3 separate regions of the Homo sapiens genome follow, and all the other regions are linked to region 3. Evidence: chromatin loops called from intact Hi-C (ENCODE). Cell type or tissue: PC-3. All regions are shown on one strand. Links, peaks and the distances in the headings refer to the core of each region. The heading gives the core; the rest is flanking DNA.

The links. Hi-C counts contacts between places; a loop is a spot of excess contacts. Peaks named below come from ENCODE experiments on the same cell type or tissue, not always from the same donor. Only the 100,000 strongest peaks of a DNase experiment are listed, where the experiment ranks them.
Region 1: it touches region 3 in a loop (7-fold over the local background); 72 of 110 quality-filtered maps call a loop at or near these places.
Region 2: it touches region 3 in a loop (1.9-fold over the local background); 2 of 110 quality-filtered maps call a loop at or near these places.

Annotation. Positions count from the first base shown.
Region 1 is chr10:63,628,814-63,639,335 of GRCh38, reverse strand. It overlaps the pseudogene MRPL35P2. Among named protein-coding and RNA genes, the nearest start is that of REEP3, 110 kb to the right of the region's middle. RefSeq lists silencers at 2,168-2,267, 8,681-9,010 and enhancers at 9,481-9,530, 9,541-9,720, 10,111-10,320. In PC-3, for the core only: a CTCF peak has its summit at 5,439 (motif pointing right); DNase peaks (open chromatin) are centred at 5,445, 8,435, 8,895, 9,005 and 1 weaker place; H3K4me3 peaks cover 1,736 bases; H3K27ac peaks cover 2,896 bases.
Region 2 is chr10:63,583,596-63,594,117 of GRCh38, reverse strand. All of the region lies in intron 2 of REEP3 (receptor accessory protein 3), which reads right to left. LOC105378329 (a long non-coding RNA gene) reads left to right here. Exons shown (of 4, transcript XR_001747467.3): 4 at 2,250-2,336. Among named protein-coding and RNA genes, the nearest start is that of REEP3, 67 kb to the right of the region's middle. RefSeq lists a silencer at 5,015-5,309. In PC-3, for the core only: no CTCF peak of the experiment used is centred there; a DNase peak (open chromatin) is centred at 5,477; H3K4me3 peaks cover 331 bases; H3K27ac peaks cover 1,404 bases.
Region 3 is chr10:63,211,932-63,222,453 of GRCh38, reverse strand. It overlaps JMJD1C (jumonji domain containing 1C), which reads left to right. Exons shown (of 26, transcript NM_032776.3): 4 at 2,471-2,576; 5 at 5,123-5,247; 6 at 6,758-6,901; 7 at 6,999-7,191; 8 at 7,303-8,981. It also overlaps the pseudogene TATDN1P1. Among named protein-coding and RNA genes, the nearest start is that of NRBF2, 84 kb to the right of the region's middle. In PC-3, for the core only: CTCF peaks have their summits at 4,977 and 5,180 (motif pointing left); a DNase peak (open chromatin) is centred at 5,173.

The sequences.
Region 1 (10,522 bases), core at 1,148-9,147, 420 kb before region 3:
TAGGACAAATTTTGTCTAGTTTTAGGCTATGATGTAGCAAACAGTTTATTATAACTTTAAATTTTCTCTTCCAATATAACAAAGCAAATGTTAACAGTTGCAATTACGATTTTTAGATTGTTATCTAAGTTTATTTATTATTAGGTAATTGTATTTAAAACAAAGCAGTAAAATATATTGGGAAAGGGTTATGTTTATAGAGGGCTTCTTAATGTGTTATATTTCTGAAATGTAAACATACCTTTTTTCATGCTTAAGTAGAAAAGAAATAAAATTAAAAAATAAAAAAATTATTGTAAAGTGCATTTATCAAATTGAACCATTTGGGTGGTCTTGACACACTTTTGGTTGAGTATTAACTTCAGTGTAGTAACTGTTAAAGTACAATTTTTATTTAAGATATGCCTCTGAGATTTCAAAAACATGTACATATGTTCATAGAAAAAATATGGCCAGGATATATTCCAAAATGTTAATAGAAGTTTTTTCCTCAAGGAAAGTGATTTTTATTTCCTTTTTCATATTTTCTGTATTTTCCAAATTTCCTATAGTAAGTATATTACTTTTGAATAATAAACCAATAGGCTGGGTGCAGTGGCTCACGCCTATAATCCCAGCACTATGGGAGGTTGAGGTGGGAGGATCACCTGAGGTCAGGAGTTCAAGACCAGCCTGGCCAACATGGCGAAACCCCATCTCCACTAAAAATACAAAAATTAGCCGGGTGTGGTGGTGTGTGCCTGTAATACCAGCTACTTGGGAGGCTGAGGCACAATAATCACTTGAACCCGGGAGGCAGAAGTTGCAGTGAGCTGAAATTGTGCCACTGCACTCCAGCCTGGGTGACACAGCAAGACTCTGTATCAAAAATAAAAATAAAAAGAAACCAATAAATGCTAACAAAGAACTTGAGAGGAATGACCATCTGATTCAATTGGTAAAACTTCTCTTTAATAAGAGGACTGGAAAGCAGGCAAGGAGAGATCTTAGAGTGTATCCTGGAGTTTAAGGAGAGCTAGTGAAAGATTTGAGTCTGGCAAAGATCACCGTAGGTGCAGTGTAAAGAATGGATTAGAAGGGAGTAAGTGAGAGGTACAAAGTCCTCTTAGTAGGCGTTTGCAAGAATCTGAAGGAAAAAACTCTGAGGTCTTCGTTTATATTGAGAAACAAACCTTGTGTACTTTCTGAGATCTCCAGAGTGCCTGTTGCTTTACTTTTGAAGTTGGAACAAGTACCACACCTTGAGCTTGGGATCTGCCTTCCTGAGAGCCGCCAAGCGGCCAGATGACACAATCCAATTCAGGGGTGTTTATCTCTCCATGGGGTAAACCTTCACCAATGGCAAATGGATCCAGGAGAGAGACAGGAAGACACACTCACTCTTTTTTCTCATGTGGAATAGTCCAAGATGGAGTTCTTCCTTGTTAACCCTTCCAGGGACGTCCCATGCCTGCTGAGTGACCTGTTGTATGACTGCACAACAGTAAACAGTATAACAGTGCATCTCACTGTGTCCCATCTTCCCCTCCTCTTCCCCCTCCTTAGCAGACTGCTTTGTGCCCTGCTTTCTACAGTAGCTGGGCTTACACCACTTTTACCAACATAGTGGCACCAGGAGCGAGTGAAGAGGAGAACAAAACTTCAAGAGATATTTGGAAGGTAGTATTGGCACCAGTTTGGTGGCTGACCTAATGTGGGGAGTGAATGAGGGGGGTATATTTAAGACGACGCCTAGGTTTCTTTTTCTTTCTTTTCTTTTTTCTTTTCTTTTTTTTGAGACGGAGTCACTCTGTTGCCCAGGCTGGAGTACAGTGGCACGATCTTGGCTCACTGCAGCCTCTGCCTCCCAGGTTTAAGCGATTCTCCTGCCTCAGCCTCCCGAGTAGCTAGGATTACAGGTATGTACCACCACACCCAGCTAATTTTTGTAATTTTACTAGAGACGGGGTTTCACCATGTTGGCCAGGCTGGTCTCGAACTCCTGACCTCAGGTGATCCTCCCACCTCGGCCTCCCAAAGTGCTGGGATTACAGGCGTGAGCTACTGTGCCTGGCCCAACTCCTAGTTTCTAACTTGGACAACTAAGTGGCTAGTACTAGCACAATTCCTAGCACATATTAAGCCCTCAGGGAATATTTACTGGATGAATAAATGCATGACTTATGGGACCATAACTAAGGTAAAGACTGCAGAAGGTGTTTATTATTGAATCATATGTAGAATACCTCAAGGAGGTTTCACAAACACTAGTTGGAGGTGTTTGCAGTCCTTTCTAAAGAGGCATTCATACAGTTATATATGAACGAGTCAAGGCCCTAGAAAGAGAAGTGAAAAGCTGAGCCTAGAAGGGTGCTGACAGCCTGTCCACAGTTCAAACAGGTTTCATTCTTGTTCAACCCGAATATGGACCTAATCTGTTCCAAATAAGCTGAGTTTAAACTATTTCAATTGTCCATGATTCACAAAGCATCCCGGCCCAGTTCACATAGTGCTAAATCTAGAACCTCTAATTTCTGAGCTATTTTCATTTTACGAAAACCACAGAAAAACAGAGCTAAAAAGCCTTCCAAAGGTTATCTGGCCCACTCCCCTAGTTCAGGAATGATTTGGTACACAGGTTTAGCAAGATCACTGGTATTTATTTTTCTGTAGAGCTGACTGACACTCAACTACCAAATAACAATATTATGTTATGGAAATGCCAGCCAAGAAAAGCCTACAGAATTAAAAAGGAAGAAACATCTTTTTTTCAACTATAATTGGGTGGTGTCCCCTGAAGGTACAGTTTTTTGCAAAGTTAGGGATATTTTGGCTTAAATGGAATTTATGGCTAAGCAAAAATGCTAGACTAGCAATGGTTATAAAATAATTATTGTACTTGGTGCTAAAACTAAAATTACTGGTCTAAAAGCATGATGAAAATTCCAATGCCAGTCACTTCAGAGTAGCATCTTTTTTTTTTTTAGATGGAGTCACGCTCTATCGCCCAGGCTGGAGTGCAGTGGCGCGATCTTGGCTCACTGCAAGCTCCGCCTCCTGGGTTCACGCCATTCTCCTGCCTCAGCCTCCCGAGTAGCTGGGACTACAGGCGCCCGCCACCACACCTGGCTAATTTTTTTGTAGTTTTAGTAGAGACGGGGTTTCATCATTTTAGCCAGGATGGTCTGAATCTCCTGACCTCGTGATCCACCCACCTCGGCCTCCCAAAGTGCTGGGCAGAGTAGTATCTTATAAGTACTCAAGTTATAAAGTCCCCAAGAAAGGGGAGAACCAAGTACAGCCAAATAGGTTTGCTTTAAAAATACTCAGACATGGCTTACTATGTTCTAGGCACTGTTCTAAGATATTTATATTATTAATTTAATCCTTATAACAATCCTATAGAGGTAGTACTATTATTAGCCTCATTTCATGGATGAAGAAACTGAGGCATTGAAAGCGTAAGTAACTTCCCCAAGGTCAGACACTAACGTGGTGAATCCAGGACTCAAACTCATTACGGAACTTCTCTGCATGTAAGGGCCATGCTGTTCAAACTGTCAGCATCTTTAAACACCCAGCATGGCACATTGATCATACTGTGAATAGCACAGGGGAACTAAGAGATAAAGTAGATTCACATCTCCCATCTCATACTTGTTCTAGTGCATACATTTACTGAGCAAAATAGTAAACACACTTCCTCACACTATTTAAATTGTTCTCATTCTTTCTCTGTCACTGAGTGACCGTAGTTTGATTTGCATATTTATTGGGTGCCTTTTCTATGACAGGTACAGTTTTGGACTGGAAGTTCCTTGTTGAACAAGATTGACCAAGTCCCTACACTCATAGAACATGCATTCTAGAGGTAAAGCAAACAATAATCAAGTAAACAGGTAAACAGGATATTTGATAAGAGATGTGAAGGTGAATAAAGTAGGGCAATTGGTTAGGGAACGGCTACGGCTACGGTGCTTCATTTATATTAGGGGTGGTGATGAGGGAAGTCCTCTCTGAGGCAACATTTGAGCAGAGACCTGAGTGAGGTAAGAGAGAAAGCCATGTGACGGTCTGGGGGTTGAAAACAGAGGAAACAGCAAATGCAAGACCCTAAAGCAGTAGTCCGCTTCATATTTCTGAGGAACAGTGAGAAGGCCAGTTCCTGGAGAGGAATGAACAGGGAAGAAAGTGATAGAGGATGAGGTGAGAAGATTAGGCAAGAGTCCAGTCATATAGGTTGTGGTGAGGGAGTGTGGATTTTATCCAAGTGTGAAAAGAAACTACTAAAGGATTTTGAATAGTAGAGTGAGCACATTTCATTTGTATTTTTTAAAAAAACCGCTTTGGCTGCTGTGTGGAGAATGAAATATACGGTGAAGGAGTGGAAGCAGGGAAAATACTTAAGAGGTGATTGCAGCAGGTTGGGCAAGAAATGATGGTGGTTTGGACTAGTTGCTAGTGCAGGAGGTAGTAAGAAGGGATGGGGTTTGGGATACATCCATATCCATAAATTAGAGCTGAGAGGGATGGCTGCTTTTGCCTTTGCTGGTGCAGTGAGAGCAGCTTCAGGAATCCGATGGCTCTTGAATATTTTGGCATCTTCAGCATACAGAAACTGTGTCAAGAATGCCTCTCTTATTTCTGCATTGTCCACTGGACGTTTCAGTCATATTTAGACACCAGTTGTTTCCTCCACTTCCAGACTTAACCACATCTGAGAGAAACCTGACATGTGGGCATACTTCAGCGATCCTTAATAGAGTGTCCCCCTTGCTTCCGAGTGTCCTGAAGCTGCCAGTCAGATCTCTAACATACTTCAGTACATGAAAAGACAAGAGAAAGACTGTGAAAGCTGTCATCTACAGGTTTCTTCGACTTCATTGTGGCCTTTGGGTGAGGTGAAAGGCTGGTTAAAAGAAAAAAATTATGGAAAAAGGAACCTGCAAGAAAAAAGCGATTGAGGGAATTTGTATTCTGCAATAAAACCCAGAGTAAACTCTTAAGATAAAATGGCGACGTCATTCTGGGAGAGGTAAAACTGGTATGTCCATGATCCTTATCAGAAGTATCATGATTGAACAAACCTGAAAGTATAGATCAGAAGTTTCACTTGTTTCTCAGTTATTGAATATGTATCTTTGTGTACATGCTATCTTTGCAAAAATGGAGAAGATGATGTAAATTGTACCAATGAATATGTAAACATACAGTGACAATATTAAACTTATAAAAGTTTTAAAAAAAATTAGACCTAAGAGGAAGGGCTGATCCACTGGATGTGGAGTGTGAGGGAGGTAATTTAGGGAGATGAGGGAGCTGTGTTATTATTTGGGAAATATTTCTCAGGGAAGATGATGAGAAAAAAATTGCATAGGAGGCATCTGAAGGTAAAATGGGACTAGAGCCCTGACCACAAAGGCCACAGCTCTATCCTGAGGAACTTTCTGAGAACATGACAGGAGACCCACAAGAGGGCACACTTCTCTCTTCCAGCCAAAATTATGGACACCTTCCATTCCAGTCCCTTCTGCTGCTGAAAAGTCATCCTTCAGACCACGATCATAGACAAAAGAAGAAAATTCTACCTGTTTTGTAGGTATTAGGAAGACTCACAGGGTGATCTGTGTGTATACAGAATCTATACTATAGATAAGCCAGAAATAAATACATAGGTACCTCTTATTTTTAAAATATATATACCAATGTATATATTAATATATCCACTATATATATTGAAATATGTTGGCCGGGCACCGTGGCTCACACCTGTAATCCCAGCACTTTAGGAGGCTGAGGCGGGCGGATCACAAGGTCAGGAATTCGAGACAAGCCTGGCCAACATGGTGAAATCTCGTCTCTACTAAAAATACAAAATTTAGCTGGGCGTGGTGGCACACGCCTGCAGTCCCAGCTACTCGGGAGGCTGAGGCAGGAAAATTGCTTGAACTCGGGGGGTGGAGGTTGCAGTGAGCCGAGATCATGCCATTGCTCTCCAGCCTGGGTGACAGAGTGAGACTTTATCTCAAAAAAAAAAAAAAAAAAAAAGGAAAGAAATACGACTGGGCGTGGTGGCTCATGTCTGTAATCCCAGCACTTTGTGAGGCTGAGGCAGGCGGATCACGAGGTCAAGAGATCGAGACCATCCTGGCCAACATAGTGAAACCCCATTTCTACTTAAAAAAAACAAAACAAAACAAAACAAAAAAACAAAAAACAAAAAACTAGCTGGGCATGGTGGCATGCGCCTTGTAGTCCCAGCTACTTAGGAGGCCAAGGCAGGAGAATCACTTGAACCTGGGAAGCAGAGGTTGCAGTGAGCCAAGATCATGCCACTGCACTCCAGTCTGGTGACAGGGCGCGACTCTTGTCTCAAAAAAAAAAAAAAGAAAGAAATACGTTAATATATACCTGGTTATAGACACTTTACCTTGCTTTATAATTCAGTACTGGTCTGAGTTCCTTAGCCTCTCTTCACTCCATGGTTTTTTTTTCTCTTTCTCCTTTTTTTTTTTTTTATTAAGAGACAGGGTCTCACTATGTTGCCCACACTAGTCTCAAACTCCTGGGCTCAAGCGATCCTCCTGCCTCAGCCTCCCAAAGTCTGGGATTTCAGGTGTGAGCCACCACACTTGGTCATGATATTTTGTCAAGCCCAAAGCCTCTCAAAGTCCTTCCCCTCCTGGTCAGGGCTCTGGAATACACAGAAAATACCTGGACACAGCTACCTTTGAAACCAAAGAGTTTGAGTGCAGGAAGGAAGAACTAGTCCAACCCTTCTTTAACTTTAAAGCAAAGGAAGCTGAGCCTGAAAAATTTAAAAGACTCCTATAGTTTCAGCAGCTCCCCTCTATACGCAATAGCCCTGACCTTTTCAGAATTGCACTTTCTGTGCATCTAATATATTTTTGAGTTCCCAAATTTTCACTTAATACAGAGGTTGCCTTGATCAGATTCTTCTAAAATTCCAAAGGAAGAAGGGGCTACACAGAAAAAGGAAGAGGATGTTTTCAACATACATCTGTTAATACCTTATCATCACCCTAGTGAAATTTTCTGAAAGAACGAACAATCTTCTTTGGGAAGTGGTTATAATGGGAAACCCAGAAGTCAAATCCATGTTTTAAAAGGCTTTCACAGTATGACGAAAGACTAGGTATGCATCATTATCATTTCATCCAATTTCCTCTAGTTAGACTGAAAGCCCTGCCAGGGCAAGGACTGGAGATGTGCCTAGAGTGTTGTGGGTTTTATTCATTCAACGAATGTATTAAAACTCATACTCCTTTTAAAAAAGGATCTCTGGAGGCTACCCAGTTACCATTGCCCACACCTTTCATTTTGGTGGTAAACAGTCTACTCACATTGATAATAACAATTATGTTCTTCCTATGCATTAAACTTTGTGTTAAGCACTTGATTTGCAGTATCATTAATCCTTAACCCTTACACCACTCCTATGCTACTCTAAAATATACAGTTACATTTTAGAAATGATGAAGCTTGCCAGGCATGGTGGCTCACGCCTGTAATCTCAACACTTTGGGAGGCTGAGCTGGGAGGAATGCTTGAGGCTAGGAATTTCAGGCGAGCCTGGGCAACATAGTGAGTCCCCTATCTCTAAAAAACAAAAATAAAAAATTAACCAGGTGTGGTGGCATGCGACTGTAACCCTTGCTGGTTGGGAGGCTGAGGCCAGAGGATAGTCTGAGCCCAGGGGTTTGAGGCTGCAACGAGCTAGGATCGTGCCATTGTACTTTAGCCTGCGCAACACAGTGAGACCCTGTCTCTAAGCAGCACCAGGGGCAAAAGACATTATGCAATTTGCCACAATTCACAGAAATAAGCAATGGAAGAGCTCATATTTGAAAACTTACCGCAGGCATTTAGTATCCTGTTTTGTTTTGATTCTTAGTGAAGCCTGGCAGTCTTTGGGAGAGGAAACCCCAAGGCTTGTTCAGAGTTTCAGCTGGTGAATAAGGTGGGACCCATTCATGCACTTCGCCCCCACCGGGAGATGTGCCATAAATTGAAGACTGTGAATAGTCACTGGTTTTGTAAAAGACTATGTGTCAACTGGGACCATCCGATGAAAAAGGACCAACATCATTTAACATAATTTTCTTGTTGGTTATGATTTTTTCTCTAAGGATATTTCCCCCCTCTGGTTTTCTAAATTGTCACAAAACATTTGCGCAACGACCTGGGGTGTTATGACACCCTTAGATGAAAATCTGAGGACAGCTTGGATGAAGAATAACTTTTAAGTAACAACATAGTCCGCCCTCGCCTTGGTTAAACAAATCGAATGGAAACGATTTGTTCAAGATGGGAGCATCAAATAGACGCAAGCTCTTCGAAACAGCCCTGATTCCCTGGCAAACGCTGTTGCTTAGCGAAACGTCAAAACCCCTGCGTGCAAACAAACGTCTGAGGGGCGCACCCGCCTTGAGCAAGCTTCTCCCGGCAGCTCGGGCTTTGGAGAACGTCTGGAGGACATTGGTAGCTCCTCCCTCTCCGGTTAAGGACTTGGTAGGGGGAAGAGGGCAGAGGATCCAGGATCTCCGGGTCGGGTCATCTGGGTTGACGCGTCCTGACACCCAGGACGGTGCAGGGGAGCTCCGGGGCGAGTCGCTTCGCGCCAGGAAAGGCCTGCGTCTCAGCGCTGGAACAGAGGGGAGAAGCAGAGGGGAGCCCCGCCCTCGGTCCAGTTCTGGAGCAGTGCGCCCCTCCCCCGCCCCGGAAACGTCCCCGCCGCCCCTCCCTCCACCACCACCTCCCGGGGACCTAGGTTGTAAAATCCCACGCAGTGGGGCGGGCACGGTGACGGGGGTGGGGCGGGTGGCGTAAGGCGCCACCGCCCACTGGCACGGCACCAGCGCCCTCCAGCACCCAACCGCCGCCTCCCTCTCCCCGGCGCGGCTCCAGCCTCCCCCCGCCAGCCCAGCCCCCCCAGCGTGGCTCCAGCCTCACTGCACCCACCCACCCTGCACCGCAACCTCCCAGCACCCTAGCTGCCCGGCCGGCCCAGCTCGGCTCTGGAGGGCGTCCCTCGCATCTGGACTCCCTCTGCCCGAGGGAGGAGCCGCAGCCGCGGTCGCCCCGCCCCTGGCGTTCTTTGACTCCCCCGGCCTCTTGGACATCTGGGTGCGGGGGTTAGTGCATCAGATGTGGCTCCTGGGCCGCCAGATGTGCGCGTTCCCCGCCCGGGGCAGGCGGCCGGCGAGTCTGGGAGGACGCGTGGGAGGGGCTGGGAGTTTTCCCTCCTAGCAGACTTAAAAGCCAGCAGAACCTCCAGCCCCCTGGGCTCCCGGCCTGGGCCTCCTGGGTCTCCGGGACGCACTGCCCAACGGAAAAGTTTTCAGCCCAGTCTGTGCCTCGCCGCCAAGCAGCCCTTGGGGCTTCTCAAAGTGGTAGAGAAAATAGGACAGCTCTACAGGATGCCCCAAAGAAAACCCTCATTTGTCGACCAGGCGACCTTAGTGCTGGCGTGGGACTACAGCTGCGCAGCCAGCAAACCCCAGTTGGGGGAGGGGGAGAAGTGGCAGTAGAGTTCGCATCTGGGGCTTGCTCTAAAGCGCTCTTTGACTGCTTTTGGATTCCATATTTGAAGTTGAGAGTCGTATTCCACCTGGTACAGGCAGTTCAGGGCAGGAGAAAAGCCAAGTGAACTCTGTGACTCAATCCCCTTGGAATGTGCCTGGAATAATAATAGGGACTTGAAAGGGTTTTATGGCCGAGGTGGCTAGTGGAGAGCAGTCTCCTACGCCTTGCAGTTGGCGGTCGGCCGAGGGGGGCAGTATTGCCTTATGCAGAGCTTCTGCGCCTGCAAACGGGACAAAAATAGTCGGAGCATCTGGTTTAAATCAACCAAAAAGCATTTCTATCAGCTTAATCCACCGGCCTACAGAACTGACAGAACAGGACAAGCCAAATATATTCCCGGTACTCTTTTAACACTCCAATAATAGCTAAGCCCAATCACACTTTACCGCTGGGATTTCTGTGTCCTACCATACAACTGTCGTTATTTTATAGATGTTGCAAATTAAACTTCCTTTTCTGGAGTTGTGTGTGGGCATGTGCTTAAGCAGTTACATTTGCAAGCAACGCTCGACTACGCTGCCCTTTTCGTTTTCCTTTTTCTTTCTCTCTTTTGGTATGAGGTCTTAGAATAGTCAAAAGTATCTAAGGCCAACATATGGGTTGCTTACACCACTAAATATATAGCTGCATTTCCCTCTCTTAACGCCCTAATCAGGATTCCAAAGGCAAGTTGGAACAAAAGAAAAAACGTGTCTGAGTGTAAAGGGAGAATTTGTGCCAAGAATTACAGTCGCAGGGTAAATAACCTTGTTTTCTCCTTCATCAGTGGCCGCTACCAAGTCCCGTTCTTGGAAAGTGGCCAACAGTCTGTCTGGTGGAGGGTGCTGCTAATTAGAGAGAGCCCATAAACCTCTCTGTCAAAGAGGGCATGTGACCTTCTCTTCAAGTCTGAACAATAAAGCCGGCGAACTGCAGACTGCACTCAACACTGGCTGCC
Region 2 (10,522 bases), core at 1,459-9,458, 370 kb before region 3:
GCATGAGCCACCATGCCTGGCCTTAGCTATTTAATTGTTACATAAATAATATAGTATAAGACTATATTTAATCTTTATTAGTCTTTAAAATTTTATATTCCTTATTTCCCAATATATATAAATTGTTCAGAAAGCAAACAACAATCCTGGGCTTCTTACTTCTATTAATGATGCAGCCATAATGCTAGTTACCCAGGTGGACAGCATAAGGTTAATCTTCTTCCTCTTCCCCTGATGTAAGCCTGTAATCTCTCACACATCTTTCTCCTTCTTCCACTCTAATTCCACAATGGTAGTTCAGGACGTTTTAATCTCTTCTGAGTCAGGGCATGCTGAATGGTCCCTGGCACTCTGCCTTCTCTTGGGACCTATCCTTCTCATAGAAGCATGCCAGATTAATGTTTTCTGAGTTAATTCTCCCAAATTTATATTTTTTCATCGACCTCAGTACACAGAGTTTCTTGTCTCTCAAGTGCACTGGAGTTTCACGTACGATTAAAATCTCTGCTTTTCTGTGTAGTAATAACAGCAAATACACAATGCCATGCCAACCAGGGGGCGAGGAATTACGTTGATAAACATATAACATAAATTAATTCATTTAATCCCTGTAACAACCTTTACAAAGTAGGAAATATAATTAATTCCATCATCGATAAGAAAACAGTGGCACAGAGAGGTAAAAGAGAAGTCATTTGGGTAGGATTTCTGTCCAGGTTGCCTGACTCTGGAATTGCTTAACCCATTATACCAGGCAGAGAGAGAAGATGTGAGAAACTGCCCAATGTAGGGTCCAAGGATGACTACCACTTTCCTTGTTCTCACCTCATGAGTGACAAAAAAATTTAGGTCCTTATATATAACTGGGAAATTGACCTATTAGTTTTAATACAGATGCTTGTTTGGGTATTTCGCAGGCAATATAAAATGATAACTCAAATAGCTTTTTCAATTGTCTATTTACATGAACAACCCAATAGAAAATAGCCATGAATAACTTCTGAAGCAATTGTAATGTGAAATATGAATACCCGCCTCGGCCTCCCGAAGTGCTGGGATTACAGGCGTGAGCCACCGCGCCCGGCCCCTCCCTACCTGTTTCTAAAAGAGGAAATGATGCTCTTGTATGAGTTCATTCCCTCAGTCCTTCCAAATCCAAACACTAATTTAGTACTTTCACTTCTCAGCTGTATTCATAAGGTTTTTGTTTTTGTTTTTGTTTTTTGAGACAGAGTCTTGCTCTGTCGCCCAGGGTGGAGTGCAGTGGTGCAATCTCGGCTTACTGCAACTTCCACCTTTCTAGTTCAAGCAATTCTCCTGCCTCAGCCTCCTGAGTAGCTGGGATTACAGGCGCACGCCACCATGCCTGGCTAATTTTTTTGTATTTTTAGTAGAGACGGGGTTTCACCATGTTGGCCAGACTGGTCTCGAACTCCTGACCTCAGACAATCTGCCTGCCTCAGCCTCCCAAAGTGCTGGGATTACAGGCATGAGCCACCGCGCCCGGCCCATAAGGTTATCTTTTAGAGTCAATCCTGACTATAGGCCTCCCTCCTAAAAAGAAACGAAGGAAAAAATGACTACAAACTGAACCGTGTGCTTTTTTGTTAAGCTAGCAGGGATTTGGGGAATCATCATGCTTTTTTAAACTAAACAACCCTTTACCGAAAACAAAAAACAAAAAACCCTGTAAATACATTACAAGAGAAACTGTTCTGGCTGAGTCTCTCATTTATACTGCCCTAGACTCTTGGGGAGACTCTAAGAAACCCTTGTGTTCTATGAGAAGGGTTTGAAAATAAGTAATATGGTGAACTCCTCTCATTTTACAAAGGGCCAAAATCAATAAGTTGCTCAAGATCACTGCACTAGGAAATGGCTGAAGGAGGAACAGTCCACCTTGAAGCCCAAAGGATGCAGCTTTTTAAACAAGCGGCTGCCATCAGACCAGTCTCTCCAGTTCTCTAGGATTTCCTGGCTCTCTCCCTCTCCAGTACTCAGCACAGAGACCTCAGTGTACATATTATCACCTCCTTTCCCAGGAAAGTGGAGGCTTAAGTGAAATATGGCTCACTTCACAGAAAATTTAATAAATTCACAGAAAAATAAAAGCATTTAAGTAACTACTTTCTATTTTTCATTATTTCACGTTTTCATTATTTTACAACTGTGTTGATGGTTGTGATCTTCCAAGGGGATAACAACTATAAGTAATGCTCCACAAATTGTTTTAATTTACTTGTTAATAGGGTTGAGTAGAGGCAAAAGGACTGTACAGACGGTAGCCATTTGCTGACATTCCCTGAATGACGAATTGTGGAATGAATTAGAGCTGCTGCACATTCTGAAGATTTCAAAAGTAGCTGTGCTTCAGTTAAGTGCTTATTCAATTTTCAGATGAAGTCATCAAATTAATTTTAAAACTCACAAAATAAATATGTGCTTTAAAATATATGTTTTTTCCTAAGAAAGTAAAAATTATCTGTTTAGGTTGTGAGAATATTTAATAGTGTCAAAAATAAAAGAGAGAGAAAAGGCTTCAACTTTTAGTTAAATACCCAACAGCAAACTATCTAATCAATAGGGTATTTCTAGGCATTTTCCTGGTGAATTGACTACAGTTCTACATATGCAAACCCCATGGCTTTAATTTGTCTTTAATTAATAAATTCTTTGACAATTTGGTCTCTTGAACCTATGATTTTTTTTGTTCTCATCAGAAATATGAACCTTAAATATAGTTGAATACAGGCAAAAATTAAATAAATTCAATGACCATGTATTATTCATGGAAGCAACCATAAAGAAAGTTAACCTTGAAAATATATTGCTTTCTTTTTTTCCATTAATGTATTTGGTTGGGAGTTTATACCAAATGATTACTCAGTGATGCTTTTATTAAAACTACACCTCAAGGCCATTCAGCCTGCTGTTTAAGGTTTTGCTCAAAAGAAATAGCAGAAAGAAGTCAAGGTCAAAAAAAAAAAAAACAAAAACAAAAACACAAAACCTAAATGTATGTGAAGATAAAGGAAATATTCTTTAGATCAACAAAAAACATTGATAACAGAATGTAGTATTAATACCAAAAAATTGAAAGGAAACCAATACACTATCTTATAAACATATGTAACCAAATATAATATAAAGAATTGCTGTTAAAATATGTAAATAGAAGTCAGTAATTTATCAAGTGACTTTAATAAATCACAAATCACCTTTTAAGCTACTGGGAAAAAAGGTTACTAACTTTATTGATAGAAATATATTATCGGGGAAGTGAGAACAAATCGTATTTCTTTCCAGTTCGGAAACAATTGGTAAAATCAACAAACTGTTGTTTAGATATCTTCACAAGAACAATGAATAATGAGAAAGCTATACCCAATATTTCCTTAAAAGTCCCTTTGGCCCTTGTCAATCTACAAGTCCCCCATTCCCAGTGGTGCACAATTTCAACCCAGATGACAGTTCATTTTCAGAAAGGGGGCTTGTATTATAGGAGGCTCACATAACATAGGAATTGCCTGAATATTCTGCACCTCCCTTCTATGTAGCCTAGTCGATAACTATACACAAGTCAAGGAAAAAAAAAAAATTTCCTTGATCCCAGAGAACTTAATTATCCAACAAGGTGAAGTTTACACCTATAAGCACTAAGATGGGGACACATGCACATATACCCTCCTTTTCATTAATCTTTCATGTAAAACATAATTTAGTCAATTCTTGAGGACTCAGGTGGCAACATTAAAAATAACACTCACTGATTCAACTGTAAGCAAATCCTACCTGCCTCATGGCATGGGAATAGAAACATAAACATGATAGTTCCATTCTCAAGGATTCAACATTTCACTGGGCAGAAAAACAAGTAAATAACCATGATTTTTAAAATGCGTGAGTGCACCTGTAGTTCAAGCTACATGGGAAGCTGAGGTGGAGAACTGCTTTGGCCCAGGAATTCGAGGCCAGCCTGGGCAATATAATGAGATCCCGTCCCTAATTTAAAAAGATGTTCTGGGCCAGGTGCGGTGGCTCACGCCTGTAATCTTGGCACTTTGGGAGGCTGAGGTGGGCGGATCACTTGAGGTCAGGAGTTCCAGACCAGCCTGGCCAACATGGTGAAACCCCCTCTCTACTAAAAATACAAAAATTAGCCGGGCATGGTAGTGCGTGTCTGTAATCCCAGCTACTTGGGAGGCTGAGGCAGGAGAATCGCTTGAACCCAGGAGGTGGAAGCTGCAGTGAGGTGAGATCATGACACTATACTCCAACATGGGCAACAGAGCAAGACTCCGTTTCCAAAAAAAAAAAAAAAAAAAAAAAAAAGATGTTCTGCTGTTCTTAGTACATTAGACGTCCTAGCTCCCAGTATGGGTCAAAATCCCAATATTTGGAGGAAAGCTTACTAAAGGGATTATTTATAAATCTGTGTGCAAGGTTCAAGAACACCAATAAAGTATAGTGGCGTGCCCCTGAGCAAGCCACTGCAGGAACTGGTATTATATCTAGGTGAGAAGGAGGTAGGGGAGGAAAAGGCTTCCTGGAACCCAAAGATGGTAAGCAGGTGAGAGCCACGGTCACAGCTAACTGGTGGTGGCAGTGAGGGGGCTAGGAGAACAAATATTGTGACCTCATGCTTTTCCTGTCTTCTGATCTTGTGCAGGGGCCTCTCATGGGCCAAACCCAAAGGAGGCCAGAGATGATCCAGCCTGTATAGACCAGTCTCCTGGGCCATAAGCAGCCGGGCAGAGAAGTATGGAGAGTGGAGGAAAAGCTCCACTGGAGGGGAAAATAGAAGGTTCCAGCACTACTAAACCTGTTAGCCCTTTGAAACACCCAGAATAGAAATCATTTTTCATTACCTCGTCAGCTCAAATGACCATCACCTCCTGTCTGGATTATTTCAGTGGCATCCTAACTGGTCACTCCATTTTTTTGACTCTATTCTGCATACAACAGTCAGGGTGCCTACTTAAAACAGAAGCCAAATCATGCCATTCCTCTGCTCAAACCCCTCCCATGGTTCCCAATCATTGCTTACTATAGCCTGGAAAGCCCTGTGTATCTACGTGGCTCCAGCAATCTCTCTGCCCTCACCTGCTACTGCACCTCCTGTTCTGTTCTGCTTCAGCCACACCTGCTCTTTTACTGGCCCTGGTATGTGCTGATATGCTCCTGCCTCGAGGCCTTTTGCATGCTGTTTCCTTGTCTAAAATGCATTTCCCCCAGTTATCCATGTGAAGAGCTTGCTCACTTGCTTCAGGTCTGTGTTCGAATATCTCCTATCAGAGAGGCGTTTCCTGACTACCCTCTTTAAAATATCAAAATCCTAACTTCCTTATTCTGCTTTATTTTTCTCTTTAGCATGTATCACATATCATAAGCACATCTAACAAATATTTGCTTTCCCCTCTTCCTCTGCTTTTTCCCTAGTAGAATGTAAACCCCATGATGACAAAGACTTTTATTTTGATCACTGATGAATCATCTGTGCCTGGCATAAAAGGTGTAAATAAATGTATGTTGATGGATTGGTGAATGAATGTGGGAATGCACATAGCTTAATGTGTTCCTTTTGGTAAGAACTGCAAAAGGCTAGAAAGTAGATAGGAGGTAAAAACATGATGAGTACATATAAATTAATCTTTTAAGATATCTTTTTTTTTTAAGGAGAAGGAATAAAAAATAGCATGAAGCAACACGAAAGCATGTTTATGTTCTCAAGGATTTAACGTTATACTGGAGAGATAATGAGATTCAAATTATGAGAAAGCAGGAATATTTAATGGAACAAGATCCTGGATGAGATAGACAAGAATAAGATTAGGAACACAGAGGGAAAAGAGTGGGCTCAAGAAAGAAGCAGGGATACCTCTTCCTCTGGGACAGATAGAAAGGAAGAAAAGAGTGGCTGTGTCCAGAAGAGAGTTGAAGGGTTCATGGGTTAGGCCCTCTACCTTTACTCTGCAGTAGGCGGCATATTAGCTGTTAAGGCTGGACATGAGTGGGAAGGTGAGTGGATTTCACAACAGCAGTAAATGTTTAGAAAAGATGTTTTTAAGGATGGGAAAGGGAGCTGTCTAGGGAAGACCTGGAACAGACTATGACCAATGGTGCCTTCACCAGTTCTGGGTGCTGGTGCAAGGGCTATAATGAAAGGTCTAGGACAATGAAACAAGTATGAAAAGTCTAGGACAATGAAACAAGAGAAGTATGGATATGATGTACTGCTGTCCATAAAAGGTAGAATGACAGAGTGTGGCTAGAAAATGGCTGAGCCAGGGCCTGGGTTCCTCAGCCCCTCTTTGCAGGTAGATGAGGAATCTGTTGAGTTCTCACCAAAAGAATATGAGGTGAGGCTTTTGAGAAGTGGGGGTGTCTCTTCCACTTGCTCTTCCTTCCTACTGGCTGGGATGGCAGGGAGCAGAGCACCCTTGGAAGCTATGTGTTGAAGATGGGTAGAATCTGAGTTTTCAAATATTAATAGTTGTGTGGGGAGAACTTCTTGATGAAATGAGCACCTAACCAGGACTTTTATGTGAAAAAGAAATAGATTTCTATAGTTCTTCAGTCATTGCATTATTGTTACATACTATGATCATAGCGGCTTAGCCTACCGCAGTATAAGAGGTTACACTAATCTCTGTAATAATGAGAGAGCAAGGCCACAGCAGCAGTGGTTCCAGAATTAGTTAGGCACTGGTCATAGTACTATTAGCTGCCATCTGTGGCAGGGCTAATGCCCGGACTGGTCGTGACAGTGCTACAATGATTGAGAAATGGAGAAGGGGACCACATTTTAAGCAACTGTGGTTGAGATATCCTCAGGGAAGTATTTTGGAAAGAAATGAAGGGTAGGAAGGATTGATGTTCTCATGCAGCAGACAGAGGCAGAGCTAGAGGAATACCATTTTAAATTATTATTGTGATCCCTTGGCAAGTGTGAAGTCTGTGTGAATTTGTTAGCTATCATCTGCATTCAGTCTACATGGTTTCAGCAGCAATCCTCTTCTACTTTCAATAGGCCAAGAAATCAGATAAATGAACTTGTTAGAAATAGGCACAATATTTCAAGTAAATATATTCTGAGTGGGAGGCCAGTGAATAAAATGCAAAAAAAAAAAAAACATGCATAAACGTCAGTAGGAAAACTCTATAAACAAAGATGTTTGATGTTTTATTTTGCTTACTTTGTTTTCTTTGCCAAGAGTGTATCTAATGCCTTGTACAGTACCTGGCACAAAACAGAAGCTCAAAAATACTTATTAAAAGAATTAATAAGCCGGGTGTCGTGGCTCATGCTTTTAATCCCAGCACTTTGGGAGGTTTAGGTGGGAGGATTGCTTGAGCACAGGAGTTCCAGACCAGCCTGGGCAACACAGCAAGACCCCATCTCTACCCCTACCATAAAAAATTAATTTTTTAAAAAAAGAACGAATGAACTGGGTTAACTTAACAAGTGAGATTATAATTTCCATTTTTTTTCTAATTATTTGGTAATAAACTTCTCTTGAAAGTGGTCACAATGAAATGGCAATCATTTTCACTACTGGAGCACTTTACCTACTATATTTTTTGTGACTAAAGAAATGTGATGAATATTTTCATTTAAAATAAAAATATATAAGTAAAATAATCCTCAAATGGAATCTTAAAGTCATTTAAAAATCAAAAGAAATTGATTTTCCAAGGAAATATGCTCTTATAATTAGGCAAGTTCTTTTGAAGAATATGGAGTCATCTGCGATATAAAGTCATAGTATTTAAAATTACATTCTGATTTATATAGTGCATGGATCAGATTAGCCTACTTAACAAGCCAGCACTTGCTTTATTATTACTCAAATCCATAAGGCTTTTATAAAGACTTAGCATTTCAGAAATCCAGACGGTCATGTGATAGAGTTCTTAGCTTCACTCTCTCAAAGGAATTAGAGGATATTTAAAGCTGGAGTGAATACTGTAAAATGAACATACTCCTAGGCTAAATTTACTATCAAGAAAACCATGCTTCATTTAATAGGTATGCATTTACCTACCCTAATGCCAAATGAAGAGTTAGCTTCATTTCATGATCTCTTAACATTTTCAATAAAACAAGATTCTATGATTTACATTCTTAGAGAAAACTTTTATGAAATTGATTTAGATCCCAGGATAAACAAATAAAGCAAACAAAAAGTAAGCTGCAATTGTAAAATGATCCTCAGGATTTCCATCACAGAAATTGAGAACAATACCCAGGCCCCAAGTATACAAGGAAATATGGTATGGTTGGAGGTACACTGCTGTAGATTTATAAGAGCCATAGATAATAGCAGTAATGGCATATTAACTTCAAAGTATTTTTCTTAAATGATACCTTTATATAACTTGTTATGCTATGACCAGTGAGACATTATGATAGCAATGATAAAGTTAAATGTTATAATTGTAATAATTTACACTTGTATAATAAAAAGAAAAAATGTGATATATTAATTTGATAAACATTACTTAGGGCCTACTACAAACAAAACCTTTGACATGAGATAGTCATAAACCTTGATGTCAAGGTTTTCCTACACCCACAAAGCTTTCATGGGGGGATTAGTATAACATAGAAGGATAAGAATAGGTGATTACCAGCACAATGTCTGATTTAATATATAACTACTAGTATTTTATTACATTACATATTATTCACTGCCTTGTATAAATAAAATTTCTTTACTTCCAAAAGAAAGCCTTTCCTAATTACCCTGACTCCTTCCAGAGATCATATATAATCTCTGTGTACCGTACTTTTCCTTTGTAACATATCCATATGGTTGGTTTATGTAACAACCACCCCTGCCATTTGACTGTAACAACAAATAGGGATCAAAAGTGCCTTGTTCATCTTCATATTCTCAGTACCTAGCACCCTGTGCCTGGAAAGCAAGCACAGAGGATGGCTTCCACTCTTACATTTTAAGGTCTGAATTGATACACAATCCCAACAAGTAACTCTGAACTGCAAGCAGCAGTTTATCACATATAAAATAGCCTATTTTTTCAAAGTTAACAGAGTTTAAACAACTCTTCAAACTCTCTTAATTACAGACTCTTTGAATTATGAAGCTATTAATGCTGGTCTTTAAGAAAAAATGAAAAATCACACATGCCTAATGATTCACTTAAAACCATACTAAGTAAATCCAGAGCATAACATGTTAAAATATGCTTCACTGGAAAAAAAAAATCTCTGCTGAGTCTAAAAAGAAATAAACACTGCTGAATTTCAGACCACCCAATGAGAACTTTATTTTCTGACCATTACTTGTTACCCACTCAAGTCAATTCACCCAAAACATTCATTCTACACCACATTTCAGAGACAACAGAGAGATCCTCTGATACAGATTTTTTTAGAGACAGTATAGAGTTGAAAAGATCTATTCCCGATTCACTAACTTATCCAATAATTTGGTTACTTCATAATGATTCCCCCCCCACTCCATCATTAAAAACAAAGAGGAACAAAATGTGAGAAATCAAATAGAAAAGCTCCCTGTTTTATCCAACCCAGATGGCTTGGTTACGGGATTTTTTCTCAGAGCTGTGCCAAGTTAGAGGCATGGTTGAAAAAAAGCTATTTGAAGTTAAATCCAAAGTGACTAGAGACTGTGGCTGAAAATAGTTTTTTTTTTTTTTTTTTTTAAAAAGATGGGGCATGTGTTGGGGGTGAATATGTTAGCTTAGGATTGATGTGAGCTCCCTCAACTTTGGGGTACTTCTCCCCCCATGCCCATCTAAGCAGGTTTTAACTGTCAGCACCTCCCCAGTACACCAATGACTTGGGAGTTCTACTTTCAGATGCGGAACTGGCAGCAACATTGTTTACCTGCAGTTTCTAATTATCACTGCCAAATACCTCACAGAATATCCTGTTGCTCTGAAGGAGAAAGCCTCACATTATATAAATGTATCTGGTGTTACAGTGAGTTAAAATGGGGCCGACTGTATATAGAAATGGATACCTCTGTCGCAACATTGCACTGGTCTTCCCCAGTGCCCTTGAATCAGAGAAGCCTTATATATCTCAACCCTGACCTCAGTAGAGTCTAAGAAACTTGAGAGATGGGAAAGTACAGATATGTTAAAAAATTAGATGATAATTAATTTAAAAGAAGTGTTAAAGATGCAAAAATCAGGAACTGCTTAAGGGAACTGTTCCCAGGAGCAGAATTTAGGAAGGAATGACTTCTCAGTCCCAAAATAACTCTCTCCATCAACACTGGCTGAGAATTCATACTTCACTTTTTATATTATTTAAAGTTCTATTGATTTATTTGGGATAATAAGCATTTGTAAGAGACACAGTTCCCTTTTAACAGGACCACACAGAATTTCTCGGGATTTTAGCATGGGAAAAAAGACTATTCAAATATAGACTGGACTACACAGCCATCCTACTGGTTATCTTAGTTCCCATACCAAACTGTCATCCTACTTCCTTCTTTCTCTTGGTCTTGGTCCCACTTCTTAGGCACCT
Region 3 (10,522 bases), core at 1,020-9,019:
TCAAGATTTAGCAACTCCTTTAAGTAAAGATCAGGGTTATTCTTTTCAAATTTACCACATCTTGTAGGATGACATCCAGCTGTACTGAAAAACATATGATTTGTTTGTGCCAAATGCAGTGCATCTTTACTGTCTTGTAGATTTCCACCTGTAATCATAAACTTTTTAACACCAATCTCGACAGCTCTCCCTGTTACATCCTGTAAATCATCTTGATGCTTTTGAACCCCCCTATAAATTCCTCTGAACATGGTGTCAGTCAAGTTGATAACAATATCGATAAACTTGAAATGACTCATGACTGCAGATGGGGGACCTCCCTGGCGGAAGTGCTATGTAAGGAAGTTTTAAAGTGAGAAAAATTTTAAAAGAACTTGCTGTCAGAGATATCTGAAAATAGTAATGGTTTTCCTTGTAAAATAGTTTTCTATGGGCCAGATGTGGTGGCTCACGCCTGTAATACCAACACTTTGGGAGGTTGAGGCAGGTGGATCACCTGAGGTCAGGAGTTTGAGACCAGCCTAACCAATATGATGAAACCCCATCTCTACTAAAAATACAAAAATTAGCCAGGCATGATGGCATGCTCCTGTAACCCCAGCTACTCAGGAGGCTGAGACAGGAGAATTGCTTGAACCTGGGAGGTGGAGGTTGCAGTAAGCCGAGATCGTGCCATTGCACTCCAGCCTGGGCAACAAGAGCAAAACTCCGTCTCAAAAAACAAAAACAAAAAGTTTCCTATGTTCTGTTTGTTATCGACTAGACTGTCAGCTGGTGTGCATTAAGGGGGTTAGAGTCTGATAGGACTTTCTAAGTGTGTACTGTATTATTGAGGGGGTGCAGAGAAAAGAGATTGCTAGAAAGTTTCTTTGCAAAGTAAAGAAAGACATGTTAATGCCCATTTCTTTCTCCCAAAATGACAGATTTTGCCTACTTATTTGTATGACAGTTTTTCATTCTGGTATTTTCTTCTGCTGTAAAGCAGTACTTCTATGTATTTTCCAAGGAACATAATTAATTTAAAGGCCCTTACTTTGGCCTGTTGGCTTTCACTATGTTTAAGTACATATCAGATAGAATATTTACCACAATACTATTCTAAAAATACAGAGTAGTGCCTTAAAAAGCAGTATGAGAAGGAAACACTTTACCTGGATAGACTTTGGAGAAGAGTGAAGTATGACCTACTTGATTAGGGGTCCTTTTTTATTTTTTACACTTCAGCTACCTTTTGGCTTTTCAAAGTTGCCAAATTGTTTTTTATTCATCAGATATAGTTCACTTAGTTTAGCTCTTTTCTATTCACGGGTTTCCATGATCTGCCTGTCCACTTTTTTTTTTTTTTTAAGACGGAGTCTCACTGTCGCCCAGGCTGGAGTGCAGTGGTGTGATCTCGGCCCATTGCAAGTGCCACCTTCCGGTTCACACCATTCTCCTGCCTCAGCATCCTCAGTAGCTGGGACTACAGGCTCCCACCACCACACCCAGCTAATATTTTTTTGTATTTTTAGTAGAGATGGGGTTTCACCATGTTAGCCAGGATGGTCTCGATCTCCTGACCTTGTGATCCACCCACCTCAGCCTCCCAAAGTGCTGGGATTACAGGCGTGAGCCACCGCGCCCGGCCCTGCCTGTCCACTTTAAAAATAGTTGCCATTTGACAGTGCTGGTTTGTTATTCTTCTCAGCTACTCTAGTGTCCCTGCAGCTGATCTCAAATGCAGGAGCAGCAGAGGTACTTTGAGAGAGAGAGAGAGAGAACAGAATATCAGAGTCCAGTGGGAGACCAGCAAATTGTGGGAAATCACGTGACTGTATGATTCACATCTCCAATGAGAGAGAATTGGTTGTTTCTATGTCTAGATCCAGCCTGTTATGAGAGTAATACCATCAATAATGTAATTTTAATTGTCTGGATGCTTTGGCGCTAGTTTCAAGAAATAAAATTTTTAGCAGCAAAATTACTGGTCAGATGACTGTGAGTAGAACTGAATTTGATGACATTTAAATCAGGACAGAATAAAAGTAGTTTCAAAGTCTAGAGGTTAAGTATTATGGGAAGGTCAGTAAGTCATCTGTGTATGTATCTATTGTCATTCAAATGTTCACCTCAGTTCTTTTGCCAACACCTTTAAATGACCTGATGTTATTTCATTTGTATATTGCTTCCAATAGTGAATCCCTTAAAAAGATGACTTGAATAAGGCTATACTTTAAAAGTTAGAAAACACATTAATTTCAAATTTTGACTTTAGGACATTGTTGTCAAAGGTCAAATCTTACCACAGATTAATTTCTTATGCTCTTTTGTTACACAATTGCCAATGAACTATAACTCATGAATTTGTGTTTTTGCATACATTTAGATCAAAGGAATTTTATTCAGTCCTTAGAACGTATAGGAGGGAAAGTCGGTAACATTAATGGTAGGAGAGCGTAACATGGACCTTTCTTTTAATCTATAATTCTAGGACGACATAGACAGCCTAAACCCAGTTCTCAGGGACAACCCGCAGCTTCATGAGGAAGTGAAAGTCTGGGTAAAGGAACAAAAGGTTCAGGAGATTTTTATGCAAGGTAACTATTTTGAAGTTATGCATTAAATTTTTTTGGATCTAGGCAACTTATCATATTTGTTTTTGGTTATTCAATTGTGTGCAATATAAATAGAAGGCCCAGTCCAATATTTTGAGTTATATACATCCAGGAAAATAATAGCAGAGTGATAATAATTTTGATAGAAAGTTGATAATTTCACAAGTGTATTAACTTTATTTGAACTGAATGCCTGTCATGAAATTACAGCTACACAGGTGTTTTGTTGACAGAAAACTGCATATTATGGAATTCTTTAGGTGTGTCTTTCCTGGAGAAGGAAGCATTGTTTGCAGTAGAGGGTTGCCCACAGCCACAATTGATTTCCTTTGAAGAATGTTCTTCGTATCTGGTAAAAGTGGCCTATTTCAGTGCACCTTTTTCAGAAATTACTAGTCTTTTGTTTCCTTTGTTTAGTATGTTACAACGTGTGACCTTCAAACCAGTGGGGTTTGACGATTTTTAGCAATTTCCATTTCTGTCAGTAAAATCATGTATTGTAAATACAAGCTTTTTGGAAATTGAATGGAAAGTGAGACAATATGGCATGAACTGTTGTTGAATGTCTTTGTGAATGGAATTTTGTTGTTAAATTCCCATATCTATCTCAACCGTCAACTTCCATGCCATTAAGTGTCAAGAGAGAATCCCAAAGCTGTTTGCTTTATATGGGTATGTACAGTAGTGGATCATCTACATATTTAATTCTTCCTAGGCTAAATATTCTTTAAACTTTTCTGTGGAGAATTTCAAACACATACAAAAACAGAATATTTCAGTGAACTTTCATTCACCTCTCTCCCAGCCCCAACAACTATCAAATCTTGGCTGATCCTGTGCTATCCATACCCCCTTCTATCAAATTTCAGACATCACCCTATTCTATCCATTTTTTTGAACAAAACAATGCTGGAACATTATTCTGAAAAAAGTAATTGTTTTTAAATTTAAAATACTAGGTATTTCAAGTTTTCATTTGTCTTATAAACGTCGAAGATTTTAACAGGTTTGATTTATTTTTTAAAAATCAAGGGATTCAGAAAAGGTCCACACATTGTGATTATTTGGTACATCCCCATTGTTGCTCTTTTTTTCCCTTTCCTTGCAATTTATTTGTTGAAGAAACCAGGCAAATTTTTAAAAAATAATATTTTGTTTCTGCATTGTATCCTTAGAGGAGAAAAGATTAAGGGGCAGTATAGTCCCTATTCATTCTATGCAGAATTGTGTGAGGCTGACTCTAAGCTATGTTAAGTAGTGGGAACAAACCAGTGTAAACTGTTTGTTAATGGGAATTGAAAACTGATCATATTTGGAGTTACTCTATAAGCATGTCCTATATTATTTAGAAAAAATAATATGGAGTCTTATTCTTCAATAGTTAGAAAAGACTGAAGTTCATATAATGGATATGGCTACTAAACAGTGTTTACGCATCACCTCCCTTAAATTATAGCCAGTCAACATCTTCACTTTTCTCTAGATGAAAGTATTTAATTTACAGGTCATATGGAATACTTTCTACAGTTCATTGATTTATATATATATATTTAAAGCTGGCAAAGGATTGTTGAATCTGTTACAACTGTAGAAGAAGGAATATCAGAAAAATAAATTCAGTCCCAGATCTTTGACTTAAAATTTTACCTAATCTGTCAACCTCTCACTTTCTTGATTTTTGTAAAAGGGCTAACAATACTTAGGAGAGAGAATTAAATAAGCACTTGAAAATTTTGAAAGCACTTTGTAAATTATTAAGGTACAGCAGTTTTTTCCCTTACAGTTCTTTGTTAAAGTATTTGATACCATTTTAATACCTGTGAATTAAAGATCGTTTTCATCTCAGTATCCTCTTCTGTAGAGTGACTTGTTTTATTAGGCATATCTGAATATCTGCAGATAAATATGTTTAATATTTTTTATTATTTTCTAATGGATATCTATACAAGAATATCCTTTGAAAAAGTGAGTTTAGCACAAAAGTGTACCATATTTCGTTAAAAATTTTTAGTGCTATATGTATACATTCACTTAGCCAATCTCTTTTTTAAGACTTTTAGCAACTTTTTCTGGCTGTGATAGCAAATCAAAATTTATAGTTGTTTATGGTAAAGTTTTGGCAACTAGAAGACTCAAACAAACATCAAGTTGCAAGTTAATCTTTCTGTTTCAACCATGTAGTCATCTACTGCAATCTTACTAAGTAGCTTCATAACCTTACTGCATTCTACACTACTATAACTTTGCATTTTGAACTGTTCTCTTATTAACTCGTGATCCTAGAAACCTTCCTTCTCTCTTAAAGTATTTTATTTCTATTGAATCAGGAAGTATGTGGGTCTAGTGCAGTGTATATAGTAACTTCAGAATGATTCATTTGAAAGGATATTTACTTCTAAAACATTTTTTTGAAAACTGATAGTTGGATATATTACTATTATACACTAGCTCATGTTTCTTCTAAAAGGCAGTTATTAAATGAAGATGTCTCCATTTAAGATGTTTCTGTTTCTTGTGTTTTTTTTAAGGTCCTTATTCCTTAAATGGATACAGAGTGAGAGTATATAGACAAGACTCTGCCACCCAGTGGTTTACTGGCATAATTACTCATCATGATCTCTTCACCCGCACCATGATCGTTATGAATGATCAGGTAAATAGTTCCACTAATATTTTTATAGAGATTTTAAAAGTTCAAATCATCCATGCCCCCCAAAATACATCAACAATTTGATACTAAATAATTTTTATCTCTAGGGTTTTTAGTCGTGTAATTCTAGTAAGTTTAAATGTATCTGATATTACATAGAGGTCATTTCAGGTCATAGGGAGACAGCAATGCTCAATTTATTTCAACACTGATAAAATCAGTTCCTAAAATAGAGGCATTAAACTCTTTTAATTGATTAGTCTTTTTTAAATCCTTAGATGAGCTAAAATTTTCTTTCTCAGAGTTTCAGTTTTTCTGTCCCTCCAGTAATAAAAATATTTCCGAAATCATTTCTTTTCATCAGTGAAAACTTAAACACACAGTACATTTCTTCTCACATCAAATGTCAGTGTTGGTATGCTCAATTAAGTTTTATGGTGAATCTTAAGGATTACAAGTTTCCTATGGAGTTTTTGTTTGTTTTTTGTTTTTTGTTTTTTGAGCTGGAGTCTCGCTCTGTCGCCCAGGCTGGAGTGCAGTGGCATGATCTCGGCTCACTGTAAGCTCCACCACCTGGGTTCACACCATTCTCCTGCCTCAGCCTCCCGAGTAGCTGTGACTACAGGCGCCCGCCACCACGCCCGGCTATTTTTTTGTATTTTTAGTAGATACGGGGTTTCGCCATGTTAGCCAGGATGGTCTCGATTTCCTGACCTCGTGATCTGCCCACCTCAGCCTCCCAAAGTGCTGGGATTACAGACGTGAGCCACCGCGCCCGGCTCCTATGGAGTTTTAAGTACCAGTCTGAAAGTCTTGAGATTTCAAATTTTTTTTTTAACTTAATACAAAAAATACTCATTTTTAAAGCTGTTGTTTATGTAGAAAAAATAGATATTTATACCTTCCTGCCTGATTGTATTGTGGAGATTATCTGATAGAGCGCCTTTATACACAATTCAAATACTTTGGTTAAAATGTAGTTAAAATGCTAAGTAAGTGTTACTGTTTCATTGCATTTGATTTTTTCCCTAAAACAGTGACAAACTTTTACCTCTCAGAAAAGCACAAAACTGCCTTGAATTGTTAAAATAGTTTTAACCACATTTTTAAAATTATTCATTTGCACAATTTTTGTCTTTTTCTACTCCCTAAAGTCTACCTCTGAGTTTTATTTTACAACTGCTTTTTGAAAATTACTTTCTATTTAAAAATAAAAAGTAATTTAAGAATTGTTGGCATCTGTATTCTTGATTAATACCCTTGTTTTTCAAGATGTACTTGCAGTAAATATATTTGCTTTTTAATTCTTGGTTAGCAGTTGAAATGGTGAGTTTCAGAAGGTTAAAAAGGTAATTTTGTCTTAAGTGAATAAAACAAATTATTATAACAGCATCTTATAAATTAGGGATCCCAAGCTGATTTCTAAACATTTCTACTGAGTAAAGAAATTATACCAAATATTTGATTAGCTCATTCTATTTAATTTTTGTTTTTGTTTTGTATCATGGATTAGGTACTAGAACCACAGAATGTCGATCCTTCTATGGTTCAAATGACCTTTCTAGATGATGTTGTTCACTCTTTGTTAAAAGGTGAAAATATTGGCATTACATCACGACGCAGGTCTCGTGCCAATCAAAACGTCAACGCTGTTCACGTATGTATGTTATTAGGGATGAATTTCTGTAAAATATTTTTCCTTAGGCTAGTAGAAACCAGGTAGTAAACAATTACTGTTAATTGGTTATTTTTAGAGCCATTATACACGTGCCCAAGCAAATAGTCCCAGACCAGCAATGAACTCCCAAGCTGCTGTACCAAAACAGAATACACACCAGCAACAGCAACAAAGAAGTATCCGTCCAAATAAGAGGAAGGGCTCAGATAGCAGTATACCAGATGAAGAGAAGATGAAGGAGGAAAAATATGATTATATATCACGAGGAGGTAGGACCCACTTTTTTTTTTAAGGGAATGAAAACAAATAAAACAAAAATACATTTTAAAATATGCTTATTTAGTATGAAAAATAAGACTCTTCTTTCTTTAATCCTACAGAAAATCCTAAAGGTAAAAACAAACACTTGATGAATAAAAGAAGGAAACCTGAGGAGGATGAAAAGAAACTAAATATGAAAAGACTTCGAACTGACAATGTTTCAGACTTTTCTGAGAGCAGTGACTCAGAAAATTCAAATAAGAGAATAATAGATAATTCCTCAGAACAGAAGCCAGAGAATGAATTGAAAAATAAAAATACTTCAAAAATAAATGGAGAAGAAGGAAAACCCCATAATAATGAGAAGGCAGGAGAAGAGACCCTAAAAAATAGCCAGCCTCCCTGGGATCAAATACAGGAAGATAAAAAACATGAAGAAGCAGAGAAGCGGAAGTCTGTTGACACTCAGCTTCAAGAAGATATGATTATTCATTCGTCAGAACAGTCCACAGTTTCTGATCATAATTCTAATGATTTACTTCCTCAGGAATGCAATATGGATAAAACACATACCATGGAATTGCTACCAAAGGAGAAGTTTGTATCCAGACCACCCACACCAAAATGTGTTATTGATATTACAAATGACACTAATTTAGAAAAGGTGGCTCAGGAAAACTCAAGTACCTTTGGCCTTCAGACACTTCAGAAAATGGATCCTAATGTTAGTGATTCAAAACACTCTATTGCAAATGCAAAATTCTTGGAAACAGCAAAAAAAGATTCTGACCAGAGCTGGGTCAGTGATGTAGTTAAAGTGGATCTAACCCAATCAAGTGTTACAAATGCTTCTTCAGGAAATGATCACTTGAACATGGAAAAAGAGAAGTATGTCTCTTACATTTCTCCTTTAAGTGCAGTTTCTGTCATGGAAGATAAGCTGCATAAGCGAAGTCCACCTCCAGAGACTATAAAATCTAAACTTAATACTTCAGTAGATACTCACAAGATAAAATCCAGCCCATCACCTGAAGTTGTTAAACCCAAAATAACTCATTCTCCTGATTCTGTAAAGTCTAAGGCCACTTATGTGAACAGCCAAGCTACTGGTGAAAGAAGATTGGCAAATAAGATAGAACATGAGCTATCAAGATGCAGTTTTCATCCAATTCCTACTCGAAGCAGTACATTAGAAACTACAAAGAGTCCTCTTATCATTGATAAAAATGAGCATTTTACAGTTTACAGAGATCCTGCACTTATTGGGTCAGAAACAGGAGCTAATCATATTTCACCTTTCCTAAGCCAGCATCCTTTTCCTCTTCACTCCTCATCTCATAGAACCTGTTTAAATCCAGGTACCCATCATCCTGCCTTAACTCCTGCACCCCATTTACTAGCCGGATCATCTAGTCAAACTCCATTACCTACCATTAACACTCATCCTCTGACTAGTGGTCCACACCATGCTGTTCATCACCCTCATTTACTTCCCACTGTGTTACCTGGAGTGCCTACTGCCTCCTTACTTGGTGGCCACCCACGACTAGAGAGTGCTCATGCCAGCAGCTTGAGCCACTTAGCGCTAGCACACCAGCAACAACAACAGTTGTTACAGCACCAGTCACCTCATCTTCTTGGACAAGCCCATCCTTCTGCTTCATATAATCAGCTTGGACTTTATCCAATTATTTGGCAGTATCCAAATGGAACACATGCATACTCAGGACTTGGTTTGCCTTCTTCTAAGTGGGTTCACCCAGAAAATGCAGTTAATGCTGAAGCTTCATTAAGGAGGGTAAGTTACACTGTAGTTTGCCACATAGCAGTATATATTAATGAACATGTACAGGTGCTTTTTCAATATTCCATCTATTTTTTAGGTCATTTCCTATTATAAAATATGTTAGAATTTTTCGGTTGTTTTTCCATACACTTAGTAACCTCAAGAGTGGGAGCTGAAACGTCAGAAAAGCCTACTTATAAAAAGAATTAATTTAAAGAAGTAAAACTTTTTAGATTGTAATATTTATTTATTATAGATTTAAATTTTTGGTATATTTTCTTTTTCTTTTTTTTTTTTTTTGAGATGGAGTCTCATTCTGTTGCTTAGGCTAGATGCAGTGACATGATCTTGGGTCACTGCAACCTCTGCCTCCCAGGTTCAAGCAATTCTTCTGCCTCAGCCTCCTGAGTAGCTGGGATTACAGGTGCCTGCCACCATGCCTGGCAGATTTTTGTATTTTTAGTAGAGACGGAGTTTTACCATGTTGGTCAGGCTGGTCTTGAACTCCTGACCTTGTGATCCGTCTGTCTCGGCCTCCCAAAGTGCTGGGATTACAGGTGTGAGCCACCGCGCCCGGCTAATTTTTGGTATAAAAATTATTACACAAAATTATACATAATTATAATTATGCAATAATTATAATATATATAATACAAATTATACATAATTATTTTGCTCAGCCAAATTCCCAGAAGTGAAATTTCTAAAATTTTTATAAAATTGTAAGGCTTTTGATATATATTATCAAATTGTTCTTAAAAACAAATTGTTATATTCTCCAGATGTATGTTTGTATATTAATGGTATAGTACAGTGTTTGACTATTTAACCCCCTTGTTCCCTTAAGGGTGCTCAAGGTTACAGATTCCCAGTATTTGAGGGTAAAGCTGCAGCTGAGATTTTGTCTGCCTAACACAGTATTGCTAAAGGTAGCGGTATAAGGCTCTTGTTCATTCATGAGCCATGTAGTTTCTATAGCAAATTCATTTTTACACTAAAAAATGGTTATTGAGAGCAATACTAGCCCCGGTATAAAAAATGGAAAAATTGATATCACTTTTAAACTCCGAGGAGACAACCTTGTCCTTCGTACATCCTAGGATGCTCATCAAGTATCCCCTAGAATCTCTTTTTAACACCTTGTTTTTGTGGTTAAAAAACACATACATACATAATATTAAATGTGCCATCTTAAATATTTTTAAGTGTACAGTTCAGTAGTGTTAAGTGTGTTCACATTGTTGTGCAGCAGGTCTCTAGAACTTTTTCATCTTGTAAAACTGAAACTATAGCCATTAAACACTAACTCCCCTTCCCTGCCAGCCCTTGGCAACCACCTTTCTTCTGTTTCTATGGTTTTCATGACTTTAGATACTTTCTATGAGTAGAATGATAGAATATTTATCCTTTTGTTACTGGCTTATTTAGCTTACTACAATATTCTTGAGGTTCATCCATGTTGCAACATGTGACATGATCTTCTTCTTATTTAAGGCTGTATAATATTCCACTGTATGTATGTGCCCTATTTTCTTTCTCCATTCATCTGTCAG